Regions from separate parts of the Homo sapiens genome. Here region 1 is linked to region 2. Evidence: read pairs that join two places in POLR2A ChIA-PET (ENCODE). Cell type or tissue: K562. All regions are shown on one strand. Each heading gives the region's core, and the rest is flanking DNA. Links, peaks and the distances in the headings are about the cores only. Region 1 holds the start of MIR199A1 (microRNA 199a-1). Region 2 overlaps DNM2 (dynamin 2).

Region 1 (9,065 bases), core at 1-8,000, 84 kb after region 2:
ACCTGCCGGCGAGTTTGGGGGGCCTGTCTCGACGAGCCGCTCACCCAAGCCCAGCCTAACCAATGTGCAGACTACTGTACACATTGAGAGCCTCCTGAACAGGTAGTCTGAACACTGGGTTGGCGGGGCCGGCTATCCATCCTGCAGAACCCCCCAGGCAGACGCTGGGGCCACCAGGCCAGGCCGTGCCTCAGCACCTCTGAGCAGCCAAGGAAACCACCACTCTTCCCGAGACGATCCGCTCTGTCCCTTCTGACGTGGCAAGGCTGGGGCCGGCTCGCATCTGGAGAAAGTTCTGGGTTTTCAGGAAATCCTAAAGAGTGGGGGAGGCGGAGCAGGAGGCAGGGTTTGGGATCGTGGCTTCTGGGCTCAGGAGGAATGTCTGACTCTTTGGGGGTCGGGGGTGGGGAGGAGGGGCGCACACACACGTGTGTGTGTGTGTGTGCGCGCGCGCGCACGCGTGCGTGCCGGCAGCACCAGGAAGGCGGCCACTGATTTCTCGGCGGAATCGCACTGTAAACAGTTCCAGATGTGGCATTAGCTGGAATGGCCTGTGACTCAGTTACTTGGCCCTGCTGGCTGGAAGCTTCCGGCCGCGTGATATGATAGGGTCAGGGCAGCAAAGGCCCTTGGGCAAACGTCCGAGCCGGGGGCAGGGCTTCTGCAGAGCCCCCTCCCCTAGCCCCTTCTAAAGCCCCCAAAACTCTTCCCCGAAAGGTGGGAGGGACCCAGGCCCTGTGTTACCCAGCCTTGCCTGGGATGACGGGTGCAGGCTTTCTTCATCACCTTCCCTCCCTTGGGTCCGCAGCGGCATCCCTCCCTCCATGGCCACCGGGCCCCTCTCCTATGCTCTGCTCCCTCCATGGCCACCGGGCCCCTCTCCTATGCTCTGCTCCCTCCATGGCCACCGGGCCCCTCTTCCTATGCTCTGCCCTACTTCTTTGCCTAGAGCCTGGCAGGCTAATCCTGGAGCCGCTCACAAGAGCAACCAAAGAAAATCCCGGGTGCTCATGGGCACCAGCTCTGCAGTGGGCACCAAGCTCCTCCATCCTCCTTGGATAGATGAGGAAACTGAGATGAAATGGGAGGTGGCGGGGAAGTGGCTTGCCCGAGGGCACACGGCCAGGAAAGGGCAGGGCTGGCATCACCTCAACCATGCTGAGCTCCTAACGCCCTGAGGCTGAGCCCATGTGCCAAGCCCACTGCTTCATCCTGGCTCCCCTTGCAAAGTCCTGACAGTCCCAGCTGGCCCCCACTTGCCAGGGAGCCCCCGCTGCCTTCTCCACAGTCACTGTGGCTGCTCCTGAACTTGGAGGCGGCAGCCAGGTTAGGCTTTGTGCTGGGGCAGCGCAGTGAGGGGACATGAGAGGAGTTTCCAGAGACGGCCCAGGGAGAAGAAGGGCCAGGGGCACTGTGGGGAGGACTGGGCTTTGGGTCACAGAGACCTGGCCTCTGAAGTCCTGCTGTGGCTTGCGCTGCCTGCCGTGTGGCCTTCGGCAGCCAGCTTCCCTCTCTGAGCTAGGAGGGATCCGTGAACTGAGACCAAGCAGTGCATGGCATGGGTCCCCAAGAGCTGCTGCTGTGGCGGGTGGGCACACACATCACTGGGTGAGTGTGGGACTCCAGGGTGCCACCCCCAGCTCCGTGACTCGCCAGCCCCTTGCCCCTGGCCGAGGGGCCCACCTCTGAGCTGCCTCCCTAGCAGTCTGGACAGCCGTGGCTGGCACTTGGTGCTTCCTGAACAGGGCCAACCTTAGAAAGCAAGTGATAGGGCAGGTGCGGTGGTGCACACCTGTAATCCCAGCACTCTGGGAGGCTCGCTTGAACCCAGGAGTTTAAGACCAGCCTGGGCAACATAGCGAGACCCCATCTCTATTAAAATAATGATAATGATAATAATAAAGAAAGGGAGTAAGGCTTCTGCAGCACCTGGCCCAGGACCTATCCAGCCCCAAGATGTCCTAAAGCGGCCAAGGTTGAAATCCCAGCCCTGCTCCTCTCTGCCTCAGTCTTCCCCTCTGTAAAATGGCATCACAGAGGTAACTCACTCCTAGGCTCGTTTCAAAGATGGAGCCCAGATAAAAGTTCCATTCACTTCGTGCAAGGCGAGGGGCAGTTGTGTTGTGCGTGCCGTCAGCCACATGTCAGCAGTGAACTCAACAGGAGTCCCTGCCCTGGAGAAACTTGAGTCAGTCCAGTGGCAGTCAGCCACCTAGGTCAATAAGCACAGGCAGTCAGGCACCTAGGTCAACAAGCGCAGGATACGTGACGTGTTGTGTGAGGGAAAAGGAGGATGGAGGTGGGGAGGGTGCGGGTAGAGTTAGGGCAGGAGGGAGCCATGCAAGTGTCAGGATCAGGCAGTAGCCCGGTCGTCCGAAGGCCCTGGGGTAGGAACCCAGGTGGGATACTCAGGGAGCATCATGGAGGGCAGCGTGGCTGGGACAGAGTGACGGACGGGGAAGGGCCGGCAGATGGGCTCATATACAGCAGCGACCAGCATTGAGAAGCCCCCGGGGCTGGTGGTGGCGCATGCTACACGCTCTGGCCTGGGGCATCCTGAGTTGTCACGTGGACCGCTCAGGGTGACTCTTTTCCCTCCACCCTCAGGAGAAAGAGAAGAAGTACATGCTGCCTCTGGACAACCTCAAGATCCGTGATGTGGAGAAGGGCTTCATGTCCAACAAGCACGTCTTCGCCATCTTCAACACGGAGCAGAGGTGAGGGGCCCAGGGGCCTGGGGATGGCTCGGGGTGAAGACCAATGGCCTCATTCACACTCCACAACCTTCACTGAGCACTGAGCACCTGGCTGTCAGCAGTCCCTGCCCTTGGGACCCAGCTTTTAGAAAGGGGAGTCACGTGAGAAATAGCAAATGCCAGGGATGCTTCCCGTGCTGGGTCAGAGATGACCTCTCTGGGCAGAGATGAGGATGAAGGCAGGCTCCGAGTCAGTGGGAGCCATGGAGAGTTCTGAGCACAGGGTGACCAGGACCTGGCTCAGGTGCTTGCAGGAGCCCTCTGGTGGCTGAGAGGGAAACAGTATGAGAGGGTGAGAGATGGGGGACGAGGGCAAAGGCCGCTGCCTTGTCCAAGTGGGCGATGATGGGGCCAGAACCCATAGGGAAGGAGGGTGCAGATTCTGGGTAGAAGAGTCAGGCGGAGCCCTGGTGGGCATGGATATGAGAGAGAAAGGCACCAATTGTGACCCTGAGTACGTGGGCCTGAGCTCCTGCACTGCCCAGCTGCTGCCATTGGCCGAGGTGGGGAAGGCAGCGGCAGGTAGGCCTGGAGACAGCCAAGAGCTCCATTTAGGCCATGCCAAGGGAGAGGGTGCATCAGGGAGGCACCTGGGTAGATCGAGGAGTGTGATGTCCAGGAACGAGCTCCAGTCTGGGATGTGAACTGGGCAGTCACCATTGCGTGGATGGTATTTCAAGGAACGAAACCAGATGAGCTCCCAGGAGAGTGAAGCTGGAGAATGGGAGGCCCCAGGAAGCTCACAGTACATCTGTCCCATGAGGCGTAGCTGGAGACTTTAGCAGAGACACTGCTCTCAGGAAGAAACCCAGCTGGCAGGAGGGCTCTTCCCATGCTCACACAATCACGCTCATCCAGGAAGCAGGGCCCACCTGAGTCAGGGATTAGCTGTCAGTAAAGGCCCGGTGGTACCCTGAGACCTGTAGGCAGGCACTGACGTCCTCCCTGCTGGCCCCAGAACCTCCTTGCCTACTGCTTGGCTACACCCACCAACTCCAGCTGAGTCTCCTGGTTCCCTCCTGCTTTGCTCTGGCTGGCCTAAAGCTCGAGACCCATTTGTCCACCAGCTGGCCGTGAAAACCTTCATAGCTCTTCTAGGCTTGCCCCTGGCCATATGACACCTGGCAGCTGTCCCAGGTCCCTGAGCCGTGTGCCTCCTGTACAGGGAGGGTGACAATATTATCTGATATATCTTTTAAGAGCAGGTTCAGGAAACCCAGAGTAGTAGCTGCAAAAACAAGATAAGATGGTTGATAGTTTTTTGTGTAAATTAAGTCCAGACTTTAGTATCCCGGGCAAAGTGGAGCAGCTCCACAGGCATCAGGGTCCAGGCCCTGCATGTTCCTCAGGATTCCACCTGATATGCAGAAGCCGAGCTCTGCGGTGGGACAGGCCTGCCATGAAATCCTGACTTTTTTTTTAAACGGAGTTCCGCTGTTGTTGCCCAGGCTAGAGTGCAATGGTGCGATCTCAGCTCACCGCAACCTCTGCCTCCTGGGTTCAAGCGATTCTCCTGCCTCAGCCTCCCAAGTAGCTGGAATTACAGGCATGCACCACCACGCCTGGCTAATTTTTTATTTTTAGTAGAGACGGGGTTTCTCCATATTGGTCAGGCTGGGCTCGAACTCCCAACCTCAGGTGATCCACCCACCTCGGCCTCCCAAAGTGCTGGGATTACAGGTGTGAGCTACTGCACCTGGCCCAAAACCCCGACTTCTACTTCTTTGTCCAAAATGGCTGCCCAGACTCCAGCCATTGTGATGATGTCCCAGGCAGCAGCAGGAAGGAGAGGAGGAGCTACAAGGGCATGCCTCTCCCCACACAACCTCATCCAGAGGTCGTTCGGGGCAGCCACTTGCTGACCACAAACCCAACTCTCACTTAAAGGCTTTGTGGGCAGCTTGGCTGTCTTAACCACACCTGGATGTGGGACAGGAAAATGTGCGTGGCATGTGGCACGGGGCCTGGCCTGTAGACCACCATCTGCAAGCACTGTTTAGCATCCATTCCATTTATCTCCCAGCTTTGAGACCCTGGTTCTTTTTTCTTTTTCTTTTTCTTTTTTTTTTTTTTTTGAGATGGAGTCTTCCTCTGTCACCCACCCAGGCTGGAGTGCAGTGGCATGATCTCAGCTCATTGTAGCCTCCACCTCCCATGCTCAAGTGATCCTCCCGCCTCGGCCTCCCGAGTAGCTGGGACTACAGGCGCACACCACCATGCCCAGCTAATTTTTGTATTTTCTGTAGAGATGGGGGTGTTGCTGTGTTGCTCAGGCTGGTCTCCAACTCCTGAGCTCAAGCAATCCCCCTGTCTCAGCCTCCCAAAGTGCAGGAATTACAGGTATGAGCCACCATGCCTAAACTTTACAAAAATTTTTTTGTTTTGTTTTGATACATAGTCTCACTCTGTCGCCCAGGCTGGAGACAGTGGCACAATCTTGGCTCACTGCAACTTCCACCTCCCAGGTTTAAGCGATTCTCCTGCCTCAGCCTCCCGAGTAGCTGGGATTACAGGCATGCAGTACCACTCCCAGCTAATTTTTTGTATTTTAGTATTGACGGGGTTTCACCATGTTGGCCAGGCTGGTCTCAAACTCCTGACCTCAGTTGATCCTCCTGCCTCAGCTTCCCAAAGTGTTGGGATTACAGGCGTGAGCCACTGTGCCCAGCCAAAACTTTTTTTATAAAAAACACACAGGCCGGGCACGGGGGCTCACGCCTGTAATCCCAGCACTTTGGGAGGCCGAGGCAGGTAGGTCACGAGGTCAGAAGATCGAGATCATCCTGGCGAACACGGTGAAACCCCGTCTCTACTAAAAATGCAAAAAATTAGCTGGGGTGGTGGCAGGTGCCTGTAGTCCCAGCTACTCGGGAGGCTGAGGCAGGAGAATGGTGTGAACCCGGGAGGCGGAGCTTGCAGTGAGCCAAGATCGCGCCACTGCACTCCAGCCTGGGCGACAGAGCAAGACTCTGTCTCAAAAACAAAACAAAACACATTCGGGCACAGTGGCTCACACCTGTAATCTCAGAACTTTGGGAAGCCGAGGTGGGCGGATCAGCTGAGGTCAGGAGTTCGAGACCAGCCTGACCAACATGGAGAAACCCCATCTCTACTAAAAATACTAAAATTAGCCAGGTGTGGTGGCGCATGCCTGTAATCCCAGCTACTCGGGAGGCTGAGGCAGGAGAATCGCTTGAACCCGAAAGGTGGAGGTTGCGGTGAGCCGAGATTGCGCCATTGCACTCCAGCCTGGACAACAAAAGCGAAACTCCGTCTCAAAAAAAAAAAATAAATAATAATAATAATAATAAAGTTCTGGTGGACAGTGCTGCTCTGGGCTTTCCTGAAAATGCCCCAGTGGGAGCTTCCCAGCCACAGTTGGTGTCGAGGGTCACATGCCCACCTCTGGGGGCCCAGGAAAAGAGAAGAGTCAGCTGATCCAACAGAAACAAAGAAACTCAGACACTTGCCGAGCTTGTGCACAGCGCTCTTCTGTGTAGGCGTCACTCACGGTGACCCCTCAGCATGACCAGGTGAAGCCTGGGTTGGGTTTGGGTTCCTGATCAGTCAGAAAGACCCCTAGAGCCCATTCCTCTCGGCAGTCTGCCAGACCCATGGCAGGGTCAAGCTTGTGCCCCTCCTTCCCCACCCCCCCGCAGAAACGTCTACAAGGACCTGCGGCAGATCGAGCTGGCCTGTGACTCCCAGGAAGACGTGGACAGCTGGAAGGCCTCGTTCCTCCGAGCTGGCGTCTACCCCGAGAAGGACCAGGTGAGGAGCCGTCCTGCGCAGCCAGGCCCAGAGCCCCCACCTGGGAGAGGAAGCAGGGCTGGCTTTCCCCAGGACAGGTCATTTTCAGGCCATGTTAGCCAGGAGTCTCTGAAATCATGTAGCAGATGCCCACTTGAGCAAGCAAAGGAGAAATTGGGGGTACTTTGTCATCAGGGCCCAGAAAGTTCCCTCACGGAAGCCAGTGACCGGGGCACACAGGGGATGGGGTCCCACTTGCTTTGTTCTCTTCTCTTTTCCCCTTCCATCCTGAGGTAGAGTGAACATGGCCACCCTTGGCCCCAATATTAAAATGCCTTGCCGGGCACGGTGGGTGGTTCGCCCCTGTAATCCCAGCACTTTGGGAGGCTGAGGTGGGCAGATCATTTGAGCTCAGGGGTTCGAAACCAGCCTGGCCAACATGGTGAAACCCCGTCTCTACTAAAACTACAAAAATTAGCCAGGCATGGTGGTACGTGCCTGTAATCCCAGTTACTCAGGAGGCTTAGGCAGGAGATCGCTTAAACCCGGGAGGTAGAGGTTGCAGTGAGCTGAGATCACGCCATTGCACTCCAGCCTGGGCGACAGAGCAAGACTCCATCTCAAAAATAAAATAAAATGTCCCAAGGTTGGGTGTGGTGGCTTACACCTGCAATCCCAACACTTTGGGAGGCAATGTGGGCAGATCCTTTGGGCCCAGGAGTTCGAAAACAGCCTGGGCAATGTTGCAAAACCCTTCTCTCCAAAAAATACAAACATACCCAGGCATGGTGGCGCACCCCTGTAATCCCATCTACTCCAGGGCGCTGAGGTGGGAGGATCACTTGAGCTCTCCCTGGGAGGTTGAGGCTGCGGTGAACTGTGTTTGTGCCACTGCACTGCAGCCTGGGTGACATAGCAAGACTGTGTCAAAAAAAAACAAAACAAAAAAACAACGTTCCAATGCCCAGGTGAGGGGATCCACCCCAGCATCAGCCAGGGTCACCCCATTGTTTGGGCAGCTCTGGCCCAGGGCAAGCAGGCCTATCTGGTGCCAGTGGGGCTGTCAGGGGCCAGCCTGAGGTCAGTTATTGGTGGGACAATAGGGCAGATGGTTTCCAGAGAACCAGGACTTGGCCCAGGCCACAGTCACCCCTCAGCACCTCCCCTCCCGCTTGCAGGCAGAAAACGAGGATGGGGCCCAGGAGAACACCTTCTCCATGGACCCCCAACTGGAGCGGCAGGTGGAGACCATTCGCAACCTGGTGGACTCATACGTGGCCATCATCAACAAGTCCATCCGCGACCTCATGCCAAAGACCATCATGCACCTCATGATCAACAATGTGAGTGGAGAACTAAAAATGAGAAGGAGGTAGCTGGGTGCGGTGGCTCACGCCTGTAATCCCAGCACTTTGGGAGGCCAAGGCGGGCGGATCACTTGAGGTCAGGAGTTCAAGACCAGCCTGGCCAAAACGGTGAAACCCCATCTCTACTAAAAATACAAAAATTAGGCTGGGCGCGGTGGCTCACACCTGTAATCCCAGCACTTTGCGAGGCCAAGGCGGGCGGATCACGAGCTAAGGAGTTCGAGACTAGACTGACCAACATGGTGAAACCCCATCTCTACTAAATATACAAAAATTAGCCGGGCACGGTAGCTCACGCCTGTAATCCCAGCTACTCAGGAGGCTGAGGCAGGGGAATCGCTTGAACCCAAGAGGCAGAGGTTGTGGTAAGCCTAGAGTGCACCACTGCACTCCAGCCTGGGCGACAGAGTGAGACTCCGTCTCAAGAAAAGAGAGAGAGAGAGAGAGAAAAATACAAAAAGTAGCCGGGCATGGTGGCGGGTGCCTGTAATCCAGCTACCCGGGAAGCTGAGGCAGGACAATTACTTGAACCTGGGAGATGGAGATGGCAGTGAGCCAAGATCGTGCCACTGCACTCCAGCCTGGTTGACAGAGCGAGACTCCATCTCAAAAAAAAAAAAAAAAAAAAATGAGAAGGAGGCCAGGCACCCTAGGCCATACCTGTTTGTAGTCTTAGCACTTTGGGAGGCTGAGGCAGGAGGATCACTTGAGCCCAGGAGGTTGAGGCTGCAGTGAGCTATGATCATGCCACTGCACTCCAGCCTGGGCGACAGAGCAAGACCTTGTGTCCAACAACAGCAACAACAAATTTGAATGAATCACCACCCTTTGAACACCAGAATCTGCACGGCCATCCTCTTTGGGAAACCCTAGGGTTTCCGAGCCACACTGGGTCCATAGTCCCATCAAGTCCACTAACTGGAGTGAACACTGCAGGTGTGCGCCTTCTCTGAATTAACTTAGGCTGGCATCAGAATAACTGCAGGAGGGAGAACGGCCATCTTCCCCATTTCACAGACAGAAAACAAGGCCAGAGAGATCAAGTAACCTGCCCCAAGTTCCTTAGGAAAGTGGGAAGTGGGATTCAAACCCACGTTTACCCTGGTTGCAACCATACCCTTGGGTTGTGTTGGGCAGCCGCTGTGTCCTAATGATCTGGGGCCCAGCCTCTTCCTCATGGGCGTCACCCGCC
Region 2 (17,000 bases), core at 1,819-9,818:
CAGGCGTGAGCCGCCGTGCCCGGCCCCCAGGTTGTTCTTTTCTACATCAACATCAGGGGACAGTGACTGAGAGAGGCCACGAGCCACTGGCTCAGCTTGACGAAGGCTTCCTGTGGTTTGGGTTGATGTATCTCTCTGTCTTGCAACACTGAGTTCCCCGTTGTCTGGGCGGAAGCCAGTCAGACGGAAGCCCGGCTTCTGTGGTGCCTGCCCTGGTGGCCTGGACAGGTTGCTGGGAAGCTCAGGTCAGGCTGCTTTCTGAGGTGGGGAGGCCCCACCTGGAATGTGCTCCCAGCACTGGGTGAAAATTGATGCACAGGCTTGATTTTTTTTTTTTTTTTTTGAGACGGAGTTTCGCTGTTGTTGCCCAGGCTGGAGTGCAATGGTGCAATCTCGGCTCGCTGCAACCTCCGCCTCCCAGGTTCAAGCGATTCTTCTGCCTCAGCCTCCCGAGTAGCTGTGATTACAGGCGTGCACCATCACACCCGGCTAATTTTTTGTATTTTTAGTAGAGACTGGGTTTCACCATGGCCAGACTGGTCTTGAACTCCTGACCTCAGGTTATCCGCCTGCTTCAGCCTCCCAGAGTGCTGGGATTACAGGCATGAGCCACCGCGCCCTTAAACTCTTTTCTGTTAAAGGAGTTATTCAACTGTTTACTCGTTGTGGAGAAAAAAAAAAAAAAAAAAACAGGCCGGGCGGTGGCTCATGCCTGTAATCCCAGCACTTTGGGAGGCCGAGGCGGGCGGATCACGAGGTCAGGAGATTGAGACCATCCTGACTAACACGGTGAAACCCCACCTCTACTAAAAATACAAAGAATTAGCTGGGCGTGGTGGCGAGCGCCTGTAGTCCCAGCTACTCGGGAGGCTGAGGCAAGAGAATGGTGTGAACCCAGGAGGCGGAGCTTGCAGTGAGCCGAGATCGCGCCACTGCACTCCCGCCTGGGTGATAGAGCGAGACTCCGTCTCAAAAAAAAAGGAAAAACAATTCACCCTGTCCGGAAGTGCACAGAGTAAGGCTGGGTGTCCTTTGCATGGGAACGACCTCTAGCAGTCTGTGGCTCTTGCCAGATTTTTTATATATATATATATATTTCTAGGTGTGACTACCCCCGACTCATCCAACCAGTGAGCCTATAAGTCTAGTAACAAACGCTCCCGCTCCACAGTCCAAAGTCTCAACAGAATGTGACTGTCTTGCACCAGGTCCCTGCTATATTTAGTGCCTCCAAGAATGTTTGGCTTTTGTTTTCTGTTTTTTTTTTCTTTTGAGACAAAGTCTCGCTCTTGTTCCCCAGGCTGGAGTGCAATGGCGCGATCTCGGCTCACTGCAAGCTCCGCCTCCCAGGTTCAAGCGATTCTCCTGCCTCAGCCTCCCGAGTAGCTGGGATTACAGACACCTGTCACCATGCCCAGCTAATTTTTGTAGTTTTAGTAGAGATGGGGTTTCACCATGTTGGCCAGGCTAGTCTTGAACTCCCGACCTCAGGTGATCCACCCTCCTCGGCCTCCCAAAGTGCTGGGATTACCAGTGTGAGCCACCGCGCCTGGGCTGGTGTGGTTTTTTTTTTTTTTTTTGGAGACAGGGTCCCACTCTTTCACCCAGGTTGGAGTGCAGTGGCATGATGTCGGCTTACTGCAACCTCCCCCTCTCGGGCTCAAACCATTCTCCCACCACAGCCTCCCAACTAGCTGGGACCACAGGCGCGCACCACAATGGCCGGCATTTTTTTTTTATTTTCGGTAGAGACAGGGTTTCTCCATGTTGCCCAGGCTGGTCTTGAACTCCTGAGCTCAGGTAATCTGCCTGCCTCAGCCTCCCAAAGTGCTGGGATTGTAAGCATGAGCCACAACGCCCTGCCTAGAAATAATTTTAGATTTAGAGAAAATAAATAAGCTTCAAATTTACAGAAAGTACAAAGATAACACAGAGAGCTCCTGTACATCCTTCACCAGTGTCCTCTAATTTTATATTTCTTACAACCAAGAAATTAACCTAGCTACTCAGGAGGCTGAGGCGGGAGGATTGCTTGAGTCTAGGAGTTAAAGCCCAGCTTTGGCAACATAACCTCTTCTCTAAAAATAAATGAATGAGGCCGGACATGGTGGCTCACGCCTGTAATCCCAGCACTTTGGGAGGCAGAGGCAGGTGGATCACCTGAGGTCAGGAGTTCAAGACCAGCCTGGCCAACATAGCGAAACCCCATCTCTACTAAAAATACAAAAAATTAGCCAGGTGTGGGGACATGTGCCTGTAGTCCCAGCTATTTGGGAGGCTGAGGCAGGAGAATTGCTTAAACCTGGGAAGCGGAGGCTGCAGTGAGCCGAGATCGCGCCACTGTACTTCAGCCTGGACAACAAAAGGAGACTCCATCTCAAAAAATAAAAAAAAAAAAATGAATGAATGAAATTAACCTTGGTATACTACTATTAAGTGAGGCCTGGCGGGATGTTGTGGCTCACACTGTAATCTCAGCACTTTGGGAGGCCAAGGTGGGTGGATCACTTGAGGCCAGGAGTTTGAGACCAGCCTAGACAACATATCAAAACCCTGTCTCTACAAAAAATTGAGTGTGGTGGTATACACCTGTAGTCCCAGCCACTCGGGAGGCTGAGGTAGGAGAATTGCTTGAACCTGAGAGGCCAAGGTTGCCATGAGCTGAGATCAAGCCACTGCACTCCAGCTTGGGCAACAGAGGGGGACTCTGTCTCAAAAAAAAAAAAAAAAGGAAGGGAGGCCAGGTACAGTGGCTCACACCTGTAATCCCAGCACTTTGGGAGGCTAGATTGCTTGAGCCCAGGAGTTTTAGACCAGCCTGGGCAATATAGTGAGACCTCGTGTGTAGAAAAAAAAAAAAATTAGCTTGGCCTGGTGGTGCTCACCTGGAGTCCCAGCTCCTCTGGAGGCTGAGACAGGAGGATCACTTGAGCCCTGGAGGTTGAGGCTGCAGTGAGTGATGATTGCACCATTGCACACCAGCCCGGGCAACAGAGCCAGACCCTGTCTCAAAAAAAAAAAAAAAAAAAAAAAGCCAAAGCCAGAATGTACAGATTTCTTCAATTTTTCCCATATGAGACTAATTTAAAAAAAAATTTTTTTTTTTTATCGAGATGGGGGTCTTGCTGTCTGGAAGTATACATACTGAGAAATTTTATTTTTCAAACAAAATCACCCCTTTTCCTGTCTTAGGACTGGACATTGCATCTAGTTGTCGGATCTCCTTAAGCCTTTTTCTGGTCTGGGAAGCAACTCAGCCCTTCCTTGTTTTTTATAACCTTGGTAAGTCATGGAATGTCCCTCAATTAGGGCTTATCTGGAATTCTTCATGGTGAGCCTGGGGTGTGAGTTTTGGGGAAGAAGGCCATTGGTGAGGTGCCCCTCTCTTCTGTGAATCTTTTTTTGTTTGTTTGTTTTTTGTTTTTGTTTTTTTGAGATGGAGTCTTGCTCTGTCGCCCAGGCTGGAGTGCAGCGGCGCGATCTCAGCTCACTGCAAGCTCTGCCTCCTGGGTTCACGCCATTCTCCTGCCTCAGCCTCCCGAGTAGCTGGGATTACAGGCTGCCACCATGCCCGGCTAATTTTTGTATTTTTTTTTAGACGGGGTTTCACCGTGTTAGCCAGGATGGTCTCGATCTCCTGACCTCATGATCTGCCCGCCTCTGCCTCCCAGAGTGCTGGGATTACAGGCGTAAGCCACCTCGTCCAGCCATCTTCTGTGAATCTTATCAGGAGTATAGGATACCAACAAGACTGATAAATTATTGACAGTGATAACTGATGATGCTGACCTTGATCTCTTGGCTGAGGTAGGCTTGCTAGGTTTCCCCACTGGAAAGTTACTAGTTTTCTTCTTTTCATACTCTATCCTTTGGGATCATGGAAAATTTTATTTTTATTTTATTTTTGGAGAGTCTCGCTCTGTCATCTAGGCTGGAGTGCAATGGTGTGATATTGGCTCACTGCGACCTCCGCCTCCCGGATTCAAGCGATTCTCCTGCCTCAGCCGCTTGAGCAGCTGAGACTACAGGCGCCCACCACCACGCCCGGCTAATTTTTTTTTTTCAAGAGATGGGGTCTCGCTGTGTTGCTCAGGCTAGTCTCAAACTCCTAGACTCATGTAATAATCCTCTTGCCTCTGGCTCCCAAAGTGCTGGGATTACAGGCATTAACCACTGTGCCCGGCCTTTTCTGGCACTATTGAAAAGACCATCCTTTCTCCCTAAAGTTGCTTTTGTCTGGAATTAGTTGGCCATATTTGTGTGGGTCCAACCTGAACTGTCTGTTCTGTGACGTTGATGTATGGCTCTGTCCTTTCTCCAAAACCACATATCTTTCTTCTCTTTTTAGATAGAGATGGGGGCTGGGCACAGTGGCTGACGCCTGTAATCCTAACACTTTGGAGGCAGGTGGATCACTTGAGGTCAGGAGTTTGAAACTGGCCTGGCCAACATGGTGAAACTCCGTCTCTACTAAAAATACAAAAAAATTAGCTGGGCGTGGTGGTGGGTGCCTGTAATCCCAGCTAATTGGGAGACTGAGGCAGGAGAATCACTTGAACACGGGAGGTGGAGGTTGCAGTGAGCCAAGATCGCGCTATTGCACTCCAGCCTGGGCAACAGAGTGAGACTCTGTCTCAAAAAAAAAAAAAAAGAAAAAAAGAAAAAAATAGAGATGGGGTCTCACAATGTTGCCTAGGCTGGTTTCAAACTACTGGGCTGGTGATGCTCCTGCCTCAGCCTTCCACAGTGCTGGCATTATGGGCGTGAGCCACCACGCCCACTCATTTCTATATTGCTGTAGCTTTATAGTAAGACTTGAAATCAGGCCATGTGAGTCCTCTTTTTTCTTGTTTCTCAAAATTGTTTTGTCTAGTCTAGTTCCTTTGCCTCCACATATATATTTTAGAATCAGCTTGTTGATTTCATAGAAAAGATCATTGTGTATTAGTACGTGGAAAGCCACGGTATTAGTTTTTTGTTTGTTTGTTTGTTTGTTTAGACAAAGTCTCTCTCTGGCACCCAGGCTGGTGTGCCAATAGTGTTGGGATTACAGGCGTGAACCACTGTGCCCAGCTGGTACTGGTTTTTATAACTGTGTATTATTCCATCCACTGTCACTACTTCCCCAGGACCAGTACAGTTTCTGCCTCCTCAGTCTTGCACCTTTAACCTTGTCCTCACCCCCAGGCTGTTCTCCCTGCAGTGGACAGAGGGAGCCTGTTAAGAATATCCTTCCTAGCTGGGCGCCGTGGCTTACGCTGTAATCCCAGCACTTTGGGAGGCCGAGGTGGAAGGATCTCTTGAGCCCAGGAGTACGAGACCAGCCTGGGCAACATAACGAGACCCCCATCTCTACAAAACATTTAAAAATTAGCCAGGCATGGCAGCGCATACTTACAGTCCCAGCTACTCAGGAGGCTGAGGTGGGAGGATTGCTTGAACCCAGGAATTTGAGGCTGAAGTGAGCTGTGATCCTGTCAGTGCACTCCAGCCGGGGAGACAGAGGGAGACCCTATATCCTTCCTCTACTTGGAATCCTCCCTGGCCCTCAGTTCCCTCAGGGTAAAAATGAAGTCGTCCCTGAGGCTCCATGATGTTCTCATGCAGGTGAGGCGCTGTCCTACCTCATGGCTTTTTCACATGCTGCTTCCACTGCCTGCACTGCCCTTCCCCCAGATAACCCTGTGGCTCATTTCATCAGCATTCTAAGGCCTCTGCTTAAAAGCCTCCTTCTCAAAAGGCTCTCCCCCTGGCCACTCTGCTCAAACGCCCCACCCTGTTCTCTCTGTCCCCTTCCCCTGCTTAATTTTTCTTGGAACCACTTGTCATTCCTGTCATTGTTCCACCTATGCGTTTGGTTTCTTGTTTTCTTTTTTTGGGGTGGAGTCTTGCTCTGACTCCCAGGCTGGAGTGGAGTGGCGATCTTGGCTCACTGCAACCTCTGCTTCCCGGGTTCAAGCGATTCTCCTGCCTCAGCCTCCCAAGTAGCTGGGATTACAGGCGCACGTCAACATGCCCGTATATTTTTGTATTTTTAGTAGAGACGAGGTTTCACTATGTTGGCCAGGCTGATCTCGAACTGCTGACTTCAGGTGATCTGCCAGCCTTGGCCTCCCAAAGTGCTGTGATTACAGGCATGAGCCACCGCACCCGGCCTATTTGTTTGATTTCTCTTTCTGTCTCCCCCCACTAGAAGGGGAATGCCCCATGGTAGGGCGGTGCCCCTGGCTGTAGCGCAGTCCCTTGCATGGTGCCTGGCATGCGATAGGTAATCGGGGCACCCATCTCCCTCTCGGGATGCACTCATTGATGTACTTGTCAATCACTGAGCAAGACCCACTCAGCAATGTCTGCTGAGCCTGCTCTGTGCCAGGCTCTGACCTGAACTGCCACCCTTCTGGAGTCAAACAGGCCTGGTTGCCACCAAGAGGAGTTAGGCCTGGCAGAGGAGACAAGCATTAGTCTCACAACAGAAGGAAGTAGGCCGGACGTGGTGGCTCATGCTTGTAATCCCAGCACTTTGGAAGGCCGAGGTGGGCAGATCATCTGAGGCTGGGAGGTGGAGGTTGCAGTGAGCCAAGATCACGCCGCTGTACTCCAGCTTGGGTGAAAGAGCGAGACTCCATCTCAAAAAATAAATAAATAAATAAATAAATAAAAAGGAAGTGGAGACTTTCATTGAGATCAGTATCAAAGGGCACGAGGTGGCAGGGCATGGTGGCTCACGCCCATAGACCCAGCACTTTGGGAGGCTGAGGTGGGAGGATTGCTTGAGCCCAGGAGTTTGATACCAGCCTGGGCAATATAGTGAGACCTCATGTCAACAAAAACAGACAAAACAAAAAAAACAGGGGAGGGAGGGCTACAGGAGGGTGGGATGAGGACTGGCCACAGTTGGAGGCCAGGCCCTTCCTGGGGATCCCAGCGGTTGTTACTCTTTAAGAAGGACCTGGCCTGGTGTGGTGGCTCACGCCTGTGATCCCAGCACTTTGGGAGGTTGAGGCGGGTGGATCACTTGAGGTCAGGAGTTGAAGACCATCCTGGCCAACATGGCAAAACCCCATCTCTATGAAAAATACAAAAAAAAGTTAGTTAGCTGGGCGTGGTGGTGGGTGCCTGTAATCCCAGCTACTTGGGAGGCTAAGGCAGGAGAAGTGCCTGAACCCAGGAGGCAGAGGTTGCTGTGAGCTGAGATCGCACCGTTGCACTCCAGCCTGGGCAACAAGAGCAAAACTCCATCGCAAAAAAAAAAAAAAAAGGCTGGGCTCAGTGACTCACGCCTGTAATCCCAGCACTTTGGGAGGCCGAGGTGGGCGGATCACGAGGTCAGGAGATTGAGACCATCCTGGCTAACACGGTGAAACCCCGTCTCTACTAAAAATACAAAAGATTAGCGGGGCGTGGTAGCGGGCGCCTGTACTGTAGTCCCAGCTACTCAGGAGGCTGAGGCAGGAGAATGGCTTGAATCCTGGAGGAGGAGCTTGCAGTGAGCCGAGATCACGCCACTGCACTCCAGCCTGGGCGACAGAGCGAGACTCCGTCTCAAAAATAAATAAATAAATAAAAGAAGGACGTGTTCCCTTGTTCTTCTATGGGGACATGGGGAACTCCTGTACTGTTTTATTTTCCTGAAATATTTTTATTGAAATATAATTCACATACCATAATACCTAATCCTTTTGAAATATACTATTCAGTGGATTTTAGTATATTCACAGTTGTGTAACCAGCACCACTATCTGATTTTGTAGCACTTTCATTTCCCCTAAACCCATACATATGAAGCAGTTCCTCCCTCCCCCAGCACCTGGAAGCCACTAATGTCCTTTCTGTCTGTGAATTTGCCAATTTTGGATATTTCCTATAAATGGAATCTTACAGTATATGGCCTTTTGTGTGTGGCTTTGTTTATTTAGCATCATGTTTTCAAGATTCATCCATGCTGGTTGGGTGCAGTGGCGCACGCCTGTAATCCCAGCATTTGGGAGGCTGAGGCGGGCAGATCACTTGAGGGCAGGAATTGATGAGACCAGCCTGCCCAACATGGTGAAACCCCTTCTCTACTAAAAATACAAAAATTAGCTGGGTGTAGTGGCACATGCCTGTAATTCCAGCTACTCTGGGTGGCTGAGGCACGAGAATCTCTTGAACCTGGGGGGCAAGGTTGCAGTGAGCCGAGATCACTCCACTGCACTCTAGCCTGGGCAACAGAGCAAGACTCTCTCTCTCTCTCAAAAAAAAAAAAAAAAAAAAAAAAAAGAATTCACCAATGAAGCCACCTGGGCCTGGACTTTTCTTTGTGGGACGTTTTTTGAATACTAATTAAATTTCTTGTACATCTATTGAGTTTTTCTGTGTCTTCTTGAGTCAGTTTCAGTAATTTGGGTCTTTCTAGGAATTTGTCCATTTCATCTAGGGTGTATTTAATTTGTTAGAATAGTATTCCCTTATCATCTTTTTTATTTCTGAAAGGTTGGTAGTGATGTCTCCTCTTTATTTCTGATTTTTGTAATTTGAGTCTTATCTCTTTTTCTCTTGGTTAATCTAGCTAAAGGTTTGTCAGTTTGGTTGATCTATTCAAAGAGCAAATTGTGGTGGTGTTAACTTCTCTCTCCATTTTTTTAGTCTCTTTATTTCTTCTCTAATTATTTCCTTCTTTTCTCTTTGGATTTGGTTTACCCTCCTTTTCTGAGGTTCTTGAAGTGGAAGATTATTGAAATCTGAAAGTATTTGAAATCTTTCTCTTTTTTTTGTTTTTTTTTTTTGAGACGGAGTCTCGCTCTGTCGCCCAGGCTGGAGTGCAGTGGCACGATCTTGGCTCACTGCAAGCTCCGCCTCCCAGGTTCACGCCATCCTCGTGCCTCAGCCTCCTGAGTAGCTGGGACTACAGGCACCCACCACCATGCCTGGCTAATTTTTGTATTTTTGGTGGAGACGGGGTTTCACCATGTTGGTGAGGCTGGTCTCAAACTCCTGACCTCAGGTGATCCACCCACCTCGGCCTCTTAAAAGTGTGGGGATTACAGGCGTAAGCCACCGCGCCCGGCCAAAATCTTCCTTCTTTTTAAATACAGTTGCTTACATCTATGAATTTCCCTGTAAACCTGCTTTAGCTGCATCCATAAGTTTTGATATGTTGTGTTTTCATTTTCATTTATCTCAGCATATCTTCTCATTTCTCTTATGATTTCTTCTTTGATACATAGGTTATTTAGCAGTATGTTCATTTCTATATATTTGAGAATTTCTGAAAAACATCTTTCTTGTGTTCATTTCTAACTTCATTTCACTGTGGTTGGAGGAACTACTTTGTATGATTTCAATCTCTTTAAAATTATTGAGTCATGTTTTATGGCTTGGCCTCGAATACGGTGTGTCCTGGAGAATGTTCCATATGCACATGATAAGAATGTGTATTTTACTCTTGGGTGGAGTGTTCTGTACACATCTGTCAGGTCTTATTGGTTTCGTATTTTCTATTTCCTTGTTATCTTTTATTTGGTTGTTCCATCCATTATTATTATTTTTCTTGCCTGATACCAATGCTGATATCCATCCATGATTGAAAGTGGGGTATTGAAGTCTCCAACTTTCTTTCTTTCTTTTTTCTTTTCTTTTTGGAGACACGGTCTTGCTCTGTCTCCCAGGCTGGAAACGTGGTGGCATGATCATAGCTCACTGTAGCTTCTGTCTCCTGGGCTCACATGATCCTCCCACCTCTGCCTCCCGAGTAGCTGGGACCACAGGCGTGTGCCACACCCGACTAATTTTTGTATTTTTTCTAGAGGTAGGGTCTTGCTATATTGACCAGGCTGGCCTTGAACTCTTGGGCTCAAGTGATCCTCTCATCTTGGCCTCCCAAAGTGCTGAGATTACAGGCATGAGCCACTGTGCTCAGCCCCAAATTGGCCAATATTTCTTTCTTTTTTTTTTTTTTTTGAGACAGAGTCTTGCTCTGTCGCCCAGGCTGGAGTGCAGTGGCGCGATCTTGGCTCACTGCAAGCTCCGCCTCCCGGGTTCACGCCATTCTCCTGCCTCAGCCTCCCAAGTAGCTGGGAGTACAGGTGTCCGCCACCATGCCCGGCTAATTTTTTTTGTATTTTTAGTAGAGACGGGGTTTCACCGTGTTAGCCAGGATGGTCTCTATCTCCTGACCTTGTGATCCACCCGCCTCTGCCTCCCAAAGTGCTGGGATTACAGGCGTGAGCCACCACGCCTGGCCAATATTTCTTTTGTTCTGTGCTTTTTCCTTCCTCCCTCCCTTCCTCTTTACCTTCCTCTTTACCTTCCTCTTTCCCTCCCTCCCTTCTTTCCTTCCTTCCTTCCTTTTTGTTCTTGTTCTTTTCTTTTTCCTCTACCCTTCTTTCTTTTCCTTCTTTCTTTTTTTCTTTCTTTGTTTTTGCTTGATTGCAGCATCATGAGAGAGTCCTGTGCTTTTTTATAGCTGCAAGTATTCCTGGGTCGAGCCTACTCCCACTAACACTGATCACTCTCCCCCTTGAATTTTTAGGTTATTTCTAGTTTTTCCCCTCCTGCCAGAGACTTGGGGGTCCGCAGGCTTGTGTGTCTGCTATGCTCAGGGTGGATACCCTGCAAGGGAGTGCCATGTTGCATCAGAAGTGGATTTAGAGTGATGTTGCCAGGCCCACCAGGAAAGGCTGTGCCAAGGCTCTTTGCTGGGGTGCCAAGAAGAAGGGTCTGTGCCTGTTGTGGTGCCAGGCATTGACATCCTTCACTCCCACCCCCGTCACCCTCATGAACTAGTGAACTAGTCCTGTGGAATAGGGCCTTATGCGTGCTAGACCCTGGGTTTGTCCTGCTGACAACCCCATAGTGTAGGTGCTGTTATCCCAATTTCATAGAGAAACTGAGGGCTGGGGAAGTGGCAGCCTTCATTCAGTTCCTGCCGTGAGGCTGTGGCTGAGCTGCCAGGCTGCAGAGTCTTCACCCAATGATCTTGCTCAGTTGTCCCCATGAGGAAGCTGAGCCTGGCCTTCCTGTCTCTGGAGTCCAAGGTTTCCTTTCCTTGTGTGCCCCTGGAAGTGCTGTGTGGTGACCGGGATGGTGCCTGGCAGATGGAGATTAGACGCAGGTTGGATTGGTGCCTCATTGGTCAGGAGGGCTGCTCTTAGCTGTGTGCCAATAGACCGGATGACTTAATCTCTCTATCCTTGGTTTCCCCATCTGCAAAACAGGGTTGGCCAGAGCCCTGTGAAGGTGGAAGAAGGCCCTGTGTGCCTGGAGCTTTGTGCAGTGCCCTGGAGATGCTAGCTTGTTTTTCTTTCTTTTTTTTTTTTTTTTTTGAGACAGAGTCTCCCTCTGTCATGCAGGTTGTGGTGCAGTGGCTCAGTCTCCGCTGACTGCAGCCTCAACCTCCTGGGCTCAAGTGATCCTCCCACCTCAGCCTCTCAAGTAGCTGGGACCACAGGCGTGTGCCACCACGCCCGGCTAATTTTTTGTAGAGGCGAGGTTTCATCATGTTGCCCAGGCTGGTCTTGAACTCCTGAGCTCAGGTGTTCCGCCTGCCATGGCCTCCCAAAATACTAGGATTACAGGTGTGAGCCACCACGCCCGGCCGTGATGCCAGCTTCTTTTGCCGTGCAGCTAGCATTTGCTGAACACCTGCTGTGTGCCAGATAGTGTGCTGGAGGCAGGGCAGTGAACAAGACAGACGAGATCCCTGTCCTGTGGAGCTGATGCTCTAGCTGGGGGCCTGAGGGGTGGGAAGGAAGCACAGGTGCTCGGGTGAGAAAAAACATCATGCGGCCAGGCATGGTGGCTCACACCTGTAATCCCAGATCTTTGGGAGGCTGAGGCAGGCGGATCATCTGAGGTCATGAGTTCGAGACCAGCCTTGCAAAACCCCGTCTCTACTAAAAATACAAAAATTAGCCAGGTGTGGCTGGGTGTGGTGGCTCACACCTGTAATCCCAGCACTTTGGGAGGCGGAGGCAGGTGGATCACAAGGTCAGGAGATCGAGACCATCCTGGCTAATATGGTAAAACTCCGTCTCTACTAAAAATACAAAAAATTAGCCGGGTGTGGTGGCGGGTGCTTGTAGTCCCAGCTACTCAGGAGGCTGAGGCAGGAGGATGGCATGAACCCGGGAGGCGGAGCTTGCAGTGAGCCGAGATTGCGCCACTGCACTCCAGCCTGGGTGACAAAGCGAGACTCTGTCTCAAAAAAAAAAAAAAAAAAAAAAAAAAAATTAGCCGTGTGTGGTGGCGTGCGCCTGTAGTCCCAGCTACTTGGGAGGCTGAGGCAGCAGAATTGCTTGAACTCGGGAGGCAAGGTTGCAGTGAGCCAAGATCACGCCATTGCACTCCAGCCAGGGCAGCAGAGCGAGACTGTTTCCAGAAAAAAAAAAAAAATACAAAAATTAGCCAGACGTGGTAGCATACGCCCGTAGTCCCAGCTGCTTAGGAGGCTGAGGCAGGAAAATCACTTGAGCCCAGGAGGCGGAGGTTGCAATGAGCCAAGATCCTGCCACTACACTTCGGCTGGGGTGACAGAGCCAGACTCCATCTAAAAAAAAAAAAAATTCTTTAAAAATCAGGCACACAGTGTGATCTGACTTGCAGTTTTCCAAGCCTGTGGGGCAGGGAGCCTGGGGGAGGCTTTGCCCTGAGATGGGAGACTTGGCCTCAGGACATTAGAGCGAAACAGAGGAGGAGGGGATGGGTCTGGATATCCAAGGCAGGATCTGCCGAGAGATACGCTGTGGGGGTGGGACAAAGACCTCAAGAACGGGTCCGGGCTGTTCCTGTCACTTGTGACATTGTGGACTGAGTCTGCCTGGATATTTCCTTATGGGCTGGCTCCCCATCACCCCGGGAGAGTCTCGGGGTGGAGGGAACTAGAACGTGTTTGCCTGGAGGTCACTACCTACTCCCCTGGAAGGAAGGGGCTCCAGGAGGCTGGCTGTGGAATGCAGACTGTGGGTGGTGCCCGGCTGCCTGCCTCTAGTTCACTTGGGCCCTCAGGGTGGTACAGAGCTGGAAATCCATACATGGCTGACCACCCTGTAAGGGCTGCAGACACAGTGAGCGTTCACTTTGCCCTGGCAACTGGAACTGTCTCCTCCAGTCCTCACCACAACCGTTTTACAGAGCAGGACACCTGTTGCAAGATGGGAGAGACTTTGCTAACAAGGTCCCACAGCTGGCACTCACCAGGCTGGCTGGGGTACTCAGGCCACCCCTTGCAGTGGGGAGCAGTTAGGATGACACCGAGGACACCCCTAGGAGGGCGGAGTTGTGAGCTCCAGGACCCCACATTTGAGCAGTTTCCCCGTCACTCTTGAAAATGCTGCTGGGCCGGCCAGTTTCTTTGGGGTTTCTCAGTACTGCTGAAAGTTACAAGGTCAACACTGGCCTGCAATCACAGTTATAAAAAAGTTATAAAAGCCTGACATTCAAATCACGTTGGAGACTATAAAACAGCAAGTTTTTCATTTGCACACCTCACATGACCTCAAGCCTGCTGTCCATACACAGGAAATGGGGATGTGCGGAAAAAAAACCCGAAGTGGAGGACATCATCCCCCACGCATAATCCAGTCCGTGCATCGCACTTGACCTTCGGCACTGCAGCCTGCATTGCTCCCCGGACTAGCTCCCAAGATTGATTTAGCCAGTTCCCTGCCAGTGGACATTTAGGTCATTATCGGTTTTCATTCCACAAAGTACTGCCCTCAGGGAGTCGGCTGTCCTTGCCAAACCACTGCATTAATATGTTTCTGGGTGCTGGGGAAAGGGCGCTTAAGACCCCTGCCCTCAAGGTGTTGATATTCTAGTTGGGACTGTTAGATAAATGAGCAATTAGGCTGGGCACGCTTGAAATCCCAGGGCTTTGGGAGGCTGAGGTGGGAGGATCGCCTAGGCAGCATATCACTACAGAAAAACACAAATAAAAAAAGTTAGCTGGGCGTGGTGGCAAGTGCCTGTAGTCCGAGCTACTCAGGAGGCTGAGGGAGGAGGATCGCTTCAGCCCAGGAGTTTGAGGCTGCAGTCAGCTATGATTGCATCACTGCACTCCAGCCTGGATGACAGAGTGAGATCCTGTCTCTGAAAAAAGAGGTGCAAATAAACCAGAAAAGTACCAACTAGTGGGCAGTGCTGTGTTTAGAAGGAAAACAGGGCAACATGAAGGGGAGGTGGGCATCAGTAGGGGACAGACCTCTCTGAGGAGGTGACATCTGAGTTGAGTCCCTGGTAACCGGAGATAGCCAGGATTGTGGAAATACTTGGAGGAGATGAGATGGTCTTTCGAAGCAGGAGGCCAGCATGTGCAAAGGCCCTGCGACAGCAATGTCTGGCCTCCTTGCTGTTTCTTTTTATTTCATTTTTTGAGACGGAGTCTCACTCTGACCTATGCTGGAGTGCAGTGGCATGATCTTGGCTCACTGCAACCTCTGCCTCCCAGGTTCAAGCGATTCTCGTGCCTCAGCCTCCTGAGCAGCTAGGAGTACAGGCACACGCCACCACACCCCACTAATTTTTCTGTATTTTTAGTAGAGACAAGGTTTCACCATGTTGGCCAGGCTGCTCTCGAACTCTGGACCTCAGGTGATCCACCCACCTCGGCCTTCCAAAGTGCTGGCATTACAGGTGTGAGCTACCACGCCCGGCCTTTTTGCTGTTTCTTGACCACCAATGTGGCTGGAGGCAGGGAGTGAGGGGGTGGTGGGGGAGGAGGGCACGGAGGTGACAGGGCCATGGGGGGCACTTGGGAACTGTCAAACCGTCAAATGTTATGAGCAGAGGAGGGTCATGTTCTTACATTGTATCGAGTTTTCCTTTTTGTTTTTTTGAGATGGAGTTTCACTCTTATTGCCCAGGCAGGAGTGTAATGGTGTGATCTTGGCTGACTGTAACCTCTGCCTCCCAGGTTCAAGCGATTCTCCCACCTCAGCCTCCCGAGTAGCTGAGATTACAGGCATGCACCACACCTGGCTAATTTTGTATTTTTAGTAGAGACGGGGTTTCTCCCTGTTGGTCAGGCTGGTCTCGAACTCCCAACCTCAGGTGATCTACCTGCCTCGGTCTCCCAAAGTGCCGGGATTACAGGTGTGAGCAACCGTGCCGGCTTTTTTTTTGTTTTTTGTTTTTTTTTTTTTTGAGACAGTCTCACTCTGTTGCCCAGGCTGGAGTGCAATGGCATGATCTCACAATCTCAGCTCACTGTGACCTCTGCCTCCTGGGTTCAAGCGGTTTTCCTGCCTCAGCCTCTCGAGTAGCTGGGATTACAGGTGCCCACCACCACGCCTGGCTAATTTTTGTATTTTTAGTAGAGACGGAGTTTCTCCATGTTGGCCAAGCTGGTCTCAAACTCCTGACCTCGGGTGATCTGCCCGCCTCGGCCCCGCAAAGTGCTGAGATTACAGGCATGAGCCACCGCACTCAACCAATTTTTTTTTTTTTTTTAGTAGTAGAGACAGGGTCTCATCATGTTGCCCAGGCTGGTTTCAAACTCCTGGGCTCAAGAGATTGCGTGCCAAGGTGCTGGGATTATAGGCACGAACCACTGTGCTCAGCCTGAGTTTTACTTTGATTCGATGGGGCGAATGTTCTCTTTTGGGTATCATGGTAAGAGTTTCACAAACCCTTCCACCTCCTCTCTGAGGCAGGTGGCATCATTCCCACATAACAGATTGGGAAACTGAGGCACAAAGAGGTTACCTGACCTGCCCATCTTGTCCAGAAAGGAAATACTGGATTCCAGCCAGGGCCTGGAGAGTCCCAGAGCCACGATCACGAATTGCCACAGGTCACCTCCTGCTTTTGCTCCCAGCCTGTTGTGTCCCTTGGATGAGACCAGGGAGCAGGTGATGCCACGGCTTGAGTGCCAAGGGCGGGCCTCGAGCCGGGAGCTGCAGGATTCCTGATCAGGGAGGGGCTGCTGGGCTGGGAATGTTGGGGAGGAGTGAGGCCAGGAGTGGATTGTGGAAGTGAGAAGTCTCCTCATCTGTAAAATGGCAGATTTGGCCCATTGTTCTGCAAGCATTGGTCATCTGCCTCCTGCCTGGGTGTGTGTTGGGTACTGGGGAGAGAGCAGAGAAGGGGCCGATACGGGACCCTGCGCCCATGAGGCTGCCACTCTAATAGGATGTTGAGGTGGGGGCAGGGACAGACTGCAGCTGGGTGAACACATCAGGAACCCGGAAGATGCCAGTTGTGAGTGGCACTGAGCATTGAGCGGGTTGATGTGTGAAAGAAGGGGAGCAGCTTCCTATGGCGGGGGGAGGGAGGGTGCAGTTTGCTGGGAGCTGCCCGCCTGCTCTGTTAATGCTGCAGGAAGAAGGTTCCAGGCTGAGGGAACAGCCTGGGCAAAGGCCCTGGGGCAGGACAGTGTCTGGTGTGTTTCGGGAACATGGAGGAGGCATATGTGGCTGGAGTAAAGCCAGCAAGACAGAGAGTAGGGGGAGGTGAGGACAGGAAGGTGACAGGACAGGTCGTGCAGGGCTTGGGGGGCTGCAGGGAAAAGTCTGGCTTTTATTCCAAGTGAAGCGGGAGCCCAAGGAGGGCCCATAACAAAGGGGTTTACAGTGACATGGTGTGCACAGGCACCTTGTGGCTGCTTTGTGGGAGGCAGATTGTGGGGACCAAGGGCACGACTGCACTGGTGTAGGCAGGTGACAGTGGGACACGCTGACAGCCTTGGACGTGGAGGGAATTGAGCAGAATCAGGCCTGATGTGGAGGTGAAACCAGCAGGACTCGCGGCTGGACAAGGCGGGTGGGTGAGGGCCAGGGGAGCCCCAGGTCTGCAGCCTCGTGAGGGGTTTCTCCCCTCCCTGCCCTTTGGGGTGACCACAGGGATGCAGTGGCACCTACCTGCGGACACTGTGTGGGCCGAGCACTGTAAGGCTTGGGCGTCCTTGCTGGGTGACCAATGGCTATTGTTGGAAGGATGAGGCAGGGACCGAGGTGGGCAGAGGAGACTGGGCATGGGTCCCCACTTCTGCTCCAACAGAGCGACAGAGAAGCCCCTGAGGTGGG

Evidence for each region. ChIA-PET counts read pairs that join two places held together with the same protein. Peaks named below come from ENCODE experiments on the same cell type or tissue, not always from the same donor. Only the 100,000 strongest peaks of a DNase experiment are listed, where the experiment ranks them.
Region 1: POLR2A ChIA-PET joins it to region 2 with 5 read pairs; 13 of 35 experiments call an interaction of 5 or more read pairs at or near these places.

The regions. Positions count from the first base shown.
Region 1 is chr19:10,817,373-10,826,437 of GRCh38, forward strand. DNM2 (dynamin 2) reads left to right here. Exons shown (of 21, transcript NM_001005361.3): 16 at 2,608-2,717; 17 at 6,416-6,527; 18 at 7,685-7,849. It overlaps MIR199A1 (microRNA 199a-1), which reads right to left and starts at 124; the gene lies at 54-124. In K562, for the core only: a CTCF peak has its summit at 3,050 (motif pointing left); DNase peaks (open chromatin) are centred at 3,029, 3,919 and 4,585.
Region 2 is chr19:10,731,629-10,748,628 of GRCh38, forward strand. The region is part of intron 1 of DNM2 (dynamin 2); the gene reads left to right. Among named protein-coding and RNA genes, the nearest start is that of MIR638, 22 kb to the left of the region's middle. RefSeq lists a silencer at 7,313-7,382 and an enhancer at 16,973-17,000. In K562, for the core only: a CTCF peak has its summit at 5,189; a DNase peak (open chromatin) is centred at 5,713.